2 separate regions of the Mus musculus genome follow, and region 2 is linked to region 1. Evidence: chromatin contacts called from ENCODE Hi-C or POLR2A ChIA-PET data. All regions are on one chromosome and are shown on one strand. Each heading gives the region's core, a stretch centred on a gene start or an enhancer-like site at or near the end of the contact. The rest is flanking DNA. Distances are from core to core; before and after follow the strand shown. Region 1 holds the start of Smad3 (SMAD family member 3). Region 2 overlaps Smad3 (SMAD family member 3).

Evidence for each region. A loop is a pair of places that touch in the nucleus more often than their neighbours do. ChIA-PET counts read pairs that join two places held with the same protein, here RNA polymerase II (POLR2A).
Region 2: a loop to region 1 is called in a map of heart, with 3 times the contacts of the local background. The contact joins the enhancer-like site here to the promoter of Smad3 in region 1. A Hi-C loop is called at or near these places in 10 of 37 maps with a recorded cell type or tissue (Patski, T-helper 17 cell, T-helper 2 cell and 5 more). POLR2A ChIA-PET finds 5 or more read pairs at or near these places in 4 of 5 experiments (Patski and embryonic stem cell).

What each region holds. Positions count from the first base shown.
Region 1 is chr9:63,755,995-63,759,933 of GRCm38, forward strand. It overlaps Smad3 (SMAD family member 3), which reads right to left and starts at 2,000. Exons shown (of 9, transcript NM_016769.4): 1 at 1,478-2,000. The coding sequence starts at 1,683.
Region 2 is chr9:63,718,120-63,722,058 of GRCm38, forward strand. The region is part of intron 1 of Smad3 (SMAD family member 3); the gene reads right to left. Among named protein-coding and RNA genes, the nearest start is that of Gm51710, 12 kb to the right of the region's middle. Within about 2 kb of position 2,066, at least 1 of the 3 ENCODE cell types and tissues checked has a DNase peak (open chromatin) inside an H3K27ac peak, as active enhancers do; it is heart, where a contact is called at or near this core.

The sequences.
Region 1 (3,939 bases), core at 750-3,249:
CCCGCTTCAGCAAAAGGATAGAGGAGATTGGAAAGCTGGAGAAGAAGCCAAAAACCCAGGTGCCTCTGACTATCACATCACCCCTAACGCCAGCTGGCAAAGGCTCAGCAGCCAAGCGTTCTTCCAGACCACATACTGCCTGCCTGCCCTCTCCTTTACAGGTGGAATCCACCCACTCAGGTTTGGGGGTTGTTAGATTTTTGCTTTTGTTGTGTTTTGTTTCTGTTTTCTTTAAGTGTCATTCCCACCATATGTGGTGTGTGCTTCTAGGGAAGGCCGACCCTGGGTTCCTGTGGACAGATGTTGTTTTGTGTCTTACTATCAGGGCTGGCAGCCCATACACAGCTGCCTTGAGCAGGTGGCCAAGGATGGAAGCTACCCCTGCCTAGACAGGTGATGACCTCTACTATCGTAGGCCTTCTTTCCATCCCTCTGCAGGCAGAACGCCCCCGCCCCCCCCCAAACATCCCCACCTGCCCCTCATCTGGAATCAGTCTTTAAAGGTGTTTGAGAAGAAACAAAACCAGAAGACTAAAGTGCTCTCACCGCATTGCCCAGACGCGGGTATGCTCTAGAAGGCCTTGGGAGTGAAGTCACTGACCCCTTCCATCAGCCATCTGTGAGCTCCCGCCGGACTCCTCTAGCCCGATGGGAAGGATAAAGGAGGTCAGGACAGATGGCAAAGCGCTTTGGGAAAATAGGCTCTACAGGAATGCAGGGCCGATGGGAGGCCAGCCCTGGGGTGTTTTGTTATCTGCCTGGAGCTGCCTGCTCCATTCTAGGCACCCGCATACTCTGGATTAAAAAGATCGCAAATCAGCAGGGGTGGGGTGGAAAGAGGGAAAGCCCCTACTTTCTGCCACTTGTTTCTCCCGCTTCAAAGTCGGTGCTCTGCTCTCCAACTAAGTGCGTGCGTGCATGCGTGCACAGGGGGCGGGAGGCTGGCACAACCAAATCTAAAAATACTCAGTAAAAATGCTAATCCCAAAGCAAAGAAAGAGCGAAGAAGGAATCTGTCAATCAACGGGCTCCCGCTCCTCACCCACAGCTGTACCGACTGCATTCCTGTAGACGAGGAAAAGAAGTGGGGGAACAGAGCTGAAGAAAAGAAAGGGACACACGCCACCACCTCCACGAGCGCGGGGCGGGAGGCGGCGGAGGAGGAGGGGCTCGGCCGGCAGAGCCGAACAAAGCGGGGCCTCCACTTGGAGCCCGAAGCCCCGAGAGTTGGGGGGCCAAGCTCAGAAACACCCCTGCTGCCCGGAAGCAGCTGGCGACCCTTGAGGTCTAGAAGCCAAAATGCTGCACGGAAGCCAGGTCTCTGAGGCTAGGCAAATCCGAAGGTTTTGTTTGGGGTCCCTCCACCCACTCCCCGTCCCCTACAGGCGCGCGCACACACGCGCACACGCCCTCCCTCTCCACCCGGGCCGCGCTAGGGGGCTGGGCCAGTGCGCCCCCAGCCGCTCTGGGACCCCACCTGGGGATGGTAATGCACTTGGTGTTCACGTTCTGCGTGGTGATGGCCTTCTCCAGCTCGTCCAACTGCCCCGTCTTCTTGAGCTTCTTCACCAAGCTCTTGACCGCCTTCTCGCACCACTTCTCCTCCTGCCCGTTCTGCTCGCCCTTCTTCCAACCCAGCAGGCGCTTCACGATCGGGGGGGTGAAGGGCAGGATGGACGACATGGCTGGCACCGAAGGGTCACCGGCGCCCCCGGCGGGGCTGGGCGCACTGGGGACGCCGGGGGCGCTCAGAGGCAGCTCGGCCCGCGCCTCGCCCGAACTTCGCTTTTAACTCTGGAGAACTTGCCCGGGCGTCCGGGCCAGGACTGCGGCGCTGCAGCTGCGGGGATCGGGAGCACGGCGGCGCCCGAGCTGCTCCACGCGGACCGACGGACTGACGGGCAGGCCCCGGACGCGCGGGGCGGAGGCGGCGGCCGCGAGACTCCAAGTGGCAGTAGAAAGTTTGGGTTTCCGCACGGGGTAGCTGTTTGGGTGCCGCCTCCGGGAAGGAAAGTCCAACCCCCAGCCAAACTTTGCTGGCCTGGATGGCTTTGGTGCGCAGATCCCTCCGCCTCTGCAGCGCTGCTCCTCCTCCTCCTCCTCCTCTGCGATCGCCGCCTTGCAGGGCCAGCCAGGGCCGAGCAGCCGCGCTACCCGCTCCTCTCCCGCCCGCTCCCAAGTCTACGTTTCACGCAGCTCCGCGTGCAGCCTCCTTCCCAGCGCAGTCGCCGCCCCCTCGCTGCCGGGGCTCCCCGCTCCTCCCCCGCGCCCTGCTCCGGGGAGGACCCGCGGCCTTCCCCGCCCAGCGCCGCCAAGCGCGCCCACGTGGGCCACCGGGTAGGGCGGCCGCCAGCTCTGCCAAGTGCCGAGGGACCGGACTCCTGGGGACTCGCCGCCCCACAGACTCTCAGATACCGTTGCAGGAACTAGAGAGGATTAGACTCACAGGGAACAGGCACTGTCCGTCAAGGGCTGGCTGCACTCCGGAGAGGACTCGGGCGCGGTGAGGGGTTCAGAAAAGCTCCGGGCCCAGGAAGTTGGGGCACGCTGATCTCGCTCAGTGGCCAGAGCTGCTTTAGGTGGTTTTTTGTTTTGTTTTTGTTTTCCTGCTGGGTGAGATCAGAACGGCCGACTGCCTGAGACTGCGGAGGAGGGAGTTGGAAAAGGGGAGAGGGAGACTTAAAAGGAGTTAAGAGACCTCAGTGACAACTTGAACAATAGCTGGAGCCAGGGGTCCCTTGGGCCCAGTGAACCAAGCTTTTTGCAGAAAACGGGCCTCAAAGACATCTGTTGCGTTCCTGAAGGAATGAATGGGGGTGCTTTAGGATTTTTCTTTGGAGGAGGGGAGAGAATTAACATTTCAGGGTGTTACTGAAGTTCCGAAATTCGACACCAAACAAGTAAGAGAGCTTTTGTTTACAAAGCAATGAACTCGCACACACAAAGAGCAAGCCGGAGAGGACTCGAGAAGTTTATTCAAAGTTAGCCTAGGTGGGAAGCCAAGAGAACCTGACTTTGAGTAGCCCTAGGGGCTTTACTGCAGACTAGACGAATTCAGGGCTGGTTGCCCACGGTCCCTCCACGGATTTGGGGCGTTACATTAGACCCTCTGCTCCTTTATCCTGTTTCAGCCTCCCTATCAGGCTAGCCCAGATGCTTAGAGTGTGCTTGGTTTTGCGCACGCGCGAACACACACACACCTATTTCTCTCCCGTGGTGAGAAACAAGTTATTTGCAAACCAAGATCCGGTGCGCTTTACGAAGCCCTATGAAGTGTGGCTCGTCCCACAGAGTCAGCCCTGAAGCTTCAGGGGCCCCCTGCTCTGTCCTCGAGGCTGCCCCACCACCAACCGCCAGCGGCAGCTTGTCAGGGGTTGTGGTTTCCCTCCTTCCACCTCCCTGGTAAGTCCTGAAAGGAAGACCCCTGAGGCTCAGTAGACCTCAGCAAGCCGGTTCCTGCAAACCAGTTAGATGGTGGCTGCAGCCTCCCTTCCACTTGCTGCTAGAGACTATAAGGAAGGAGGTCCTTTTTGTTTTGTTTCAAGACAGGGTTTCTCTGTGTAGCTCTGACTGTCCTAAAACTCGCTCTATAGACCAGAGCAAAGCTGGCCTCGAACAGAGATCTGCCTGCCTGTGCCTTACTTGGCATTAAAGGTGGGCAGTCTTCACTGCTGTGTTCAAACAGATACCAATCACTGCCGTTAAAAGCCTGAGAGGCACAGCACCAAGGGTCAGAGCCAGGATTTAAACCCAGGTTTTTGTTTGGTTTTGGTTCTTGCTACTGGCCCTAGAACTGTAAAGCTAGGACACAATGTGCAAAACAAGAGCTTTTCTCACAGGTGCACCATTATCTCCAGGAATGGTCTCAGGCCCTTTCCTCGCCACCTCCTAGGCTGCTGGGACTTTGCAGAAGTCCTAAGCAAGACAAAAAGTGGAGGC
Region 2 (3,939 bases), core at 816-3,315, 38 kb before region 1:
TGAACTCAATATCTTCAACTTCATACTGAGTTCAAGGCCAGCCTGGACTACTCGAAACTCTGTCTCAGAAACAAGTGGGTGTGGGGCGGGTATGGGGGGTGGCAGTAATCGAGGCTAGAGGGGAGCAATTCTGGAAGCAGAAGGAGACCTTGTGACTCAGGTGAGGAAGGCTGGCTTTCCATTCTCAGTGTCAGTGTGTGGTGTCAAGAGGCCTCACTTCCTAATAATTCATCTTCTGAGACCCAAACGAAGCCACACCACCCACTCATCTTCCACTACAGCTCACAGCCCCTGCATATGCTACACAGAGGAAAAAAAAAAGGGTTTTCTGCAGACAAAGTCATGGGTTGTGAGGAGGTATAGAAAAACCTCTTCATGTACAAAGGACAGACTTAAGGCAGTTGAGTGGATGGGGCACTGACATGACCTTGGCAGTGCTCAGAAGTGGCTCACCATTGGTGGACACCGAGGCCCATGGCTGCTCCGCCCAACACCATCTGCAAATGACCTGAGGTCTGCATGAAAATCAAGTGTGCGGTGACACCATGTCCCTTCCTCTGGCACTTGGGAAACCAGTTGTCCCGTACCTCATCTTCAGCAAAAGGACAGAATACATAGACTGTGTGAATAGGTTGGTGGGCTGGGGATGCCTCTGGACTCTGAAGTCTAAAAGTCCAGCACCCTCTGCCCAGCTTCCATGCCTCTCTCCCGGCTCACAGAGCCACTGTGCCTACCTATTCCCACTCTTTGTTACTCATCGGGCATCTGGTTACCCGGAGAGAGCCTGCCTCGAAGTGAGTCACCGCAACCTGTGCCTCTTAAATCCACATGGTAAACACAACAGGCACTGCACAGGGTGCTGGGTAAAAGCAAGGAGGTGACTAAGGCTTACAGAACCATAGCTGAGGTGGAGGAAACTCAGCTAAGGAGGCTAGAAACTCCTGAAGGGTTTTAAACCCTGGTGGGGGAGTGATCCATTCTGATACCATCATTATGCATCCCCTGGGGTAATAAACACTATGTCATTAGCGTCATTAGCACCATTAACACCGTAGTGCGAATTAGGTAATGAGATGAAGTGTCACCTTGCAAAAGACTAAGATGGGGACTGATAAAGGTTTGATGCCAGGGGAAGGAAGCCAGAAAGAGACAGGCTCACCCACTGGAGAGGGACAGAACCCAAGAAACCTGGGTGCAGGGTTGCTCTAAGGATAAGCATCCTACACGCATGGTTTGTGCCTGTACATAGTGACTGCTCCCAAGGGGCAGACAGAAGGTAAAACATCCCTCAGGTCTGCAGCAACAAGCTTTGGCAAGACCTGAAGGAAAGGAATGAGCTACTAGAGAAAGTTCTAGGGTGTAATGAAGGCAGCGATACCATTGGCTCCCAAAGAAATTCTCTTACCCCCTATCCCAGTCACTTCTCAGCATCCCAGACTTGCAACGTGAGGGATCTCCCCAGTAGCCCTGCAGGGACGCCACGGCATTGCCTCTATACCCTTCCACCTGAAGTCCCCTCCACCGGACAAAGGTGTCTCTCTCAATGCAGAGGACAACTGTGGCAGAGAGGACCTTGCTCAACCTGTTTTCTAAGGAATAATCTGACTCCGAGAAATCAGGTGTCTTACTCAAAAGTCACACAGCAAAAGGAAGGCAAAAATCTAGGCCAGGGCTCTTTCTTGGCAGAGCCAAGTTGGCAAAGGCCCCTGAGAGACAATGGCTCCAGATCAGGTGGGTGACATTGAAGCCCTGGAGCAGTGCCACCAAGAAGCAAGATCAAACGCTCTGTGAAGTTTGCTTCACAGTTTGCTTCACACGTAGGCCACGGTCTGTCCTTCCTGCCCCTAGAAAGCAAGGGTCGGTGTTTCATGTGTGAGAAATGCTGGGTCCCAAGACACAGACCGGGAGGTTCCAGAGGCGCTCAGCAAACCCCAGCCCTGAAGGATTCGTTCACACATGCTGTGGGTTACACGTTCGTCTGGTCTGTGAGAAGGGAAGAGGGTGGGTGAAGCCCACACAGGAAGTGATTTCTGGTGTGACAATGACCATCGAGGAAACAAGATAACCAGATAGTGGGACTATAGTGATCCAGTATAAACCTGGCCACGTGTGCCAAATCCCTTGCCAAAGTCATCTGTTCTCTGCCACCTGCCATGACAGACGGGATTATGGGAAATGGGCTGGCAGGAGGGTACTGCCCACAGTGCATATGGATGCTTATAGAATATGCAGACGTGTGCCCCCTCCCGAGCCCCCGAAACAGAGGGTAACAGGGTCAGATGTTCTGAACTGGGACCCAAGCAAGGATGGCACAGAGCACGGCTTGAACCACTGAAGATGAATCAAAAGACAAGCCTTGGTTTGTTTGACCCATCAGTTGGTTTTCGACACTATTTACCTCAAAGCAATCCTCCTGCCTCAGCCTCTCAAGTGCTGGCTTTACAGTCATGAGCCACCATGCTTGACTTGCTTTTGGTCTTGTTTGAGACAGGGGTCTCACTCTGACCTGAAATCCATAATCCTCCTGCCTCAGCTTCTCAAGTGCTGGAATTATAAGTATGCCCCACCTCGCCCAACAGGATCCTTTCTTTGTAGAAGTCTAGCTTCTTCTATGATGAGGCATTCTGGCTAGCATGCCTCATCTCCCCAAGGGAGCTGCCACTCGGTGTACACACTGGCACCTACCCACTCCCATGAGAACAGGAAAGCCTGAACTCATTCATTCCCCAGCCTCTCCGAGGACAAGGAAGTGCCACTCACTGTGCTAGTGTAGCGTTTACAAAAGTTGAAAAATACCCACGCCGGCCCTGCCTGCCTGCCTGCCTGCCTGCCTGCCCTGGGTGACACTCTGGGCTGTTAGAGGCGGAGGAGGTATGGGGGTGAGCAGTCTGAAGTCTGATCTTATCTACTTTCCTGCCTTTGAACATTGCCACAACAAACCCAGCAGGCCAGGCTCTTTGAAAAGCAGGGCCTGTTACACACAGCTCAGCCCTGGCCCCCTTCCTTCCTCCAGGTCCCCTGGCTCCCTTCTGTACAATCTCCAATGGCCTGCAGGTCAACACCTTGGAAAAGGTAAAGCTACTCACTCCCTTAAATAAGACACATGGCCTCACTGATCAACCCACACTGAGTGCTTACTGAGGTCTAGAAACAAGCTAGACACAAAGAGAAAGGTACACAGTTGGCCCCCACATTGGCTACTAGAAGTGACAGAGTGCCAAGCTTCCCCGGGATTAACAGGAGATGGAAGTCATTATTGTTGGCTCAGTTCAGGCCCCTGTGTTCTGTTCAATAGATGCATAGAAAAACCATACAGGAGTAACGATCAGACATTGGACTGCTACACATGACAGGTCGAAGCTACCAGCATCTGAGATGAGAGGGCCGAGTGAGTAGCTGATGATGAGACAGAAGCCCAGACAGTGCTTGGAGTTCTGAGTTCCTATTTCTGGGCCAGTAGTGCCTAGTTCTCCACCTGTTCTAGGTTCCCTAAGGCAGGTCAGGTCACAGCTGGAACTCAATCATCCTTAACTCACATCTGCACAGGTCTCTGCTGCTTCCTTAAACTCTCTTCAACCCCATCCCTCACCACAGCACCTTGGACTTCCCCAAATGGTGGGAGGCAGGGGGAGGAGAGCAAGGCAGGCCCAAGACAGGGCTTCCGAACAGGGAACTCCAGCAGTCAGAACTGGGCGGATGAATGACACACGGGTAAGTTACCTTTGTGGAGAAGGGCCAAATTAATACATTCAAAAATATTTACTGAGCTCTGCGCCCTAGGCAGGAAGTGACTCAGCAGACATTCAGAGAAAGGAAAGGTGGTTAGAGAGAGAGCCGGGGGTAACCAAGGCAAGGGAGTGGAACCATTCTGGGAACAAAGGACAGAGAGAGAGAGAGAGAGAGAGAGAGAGAGAGAGAGAGAGAGAGAGAGAGAGAGAG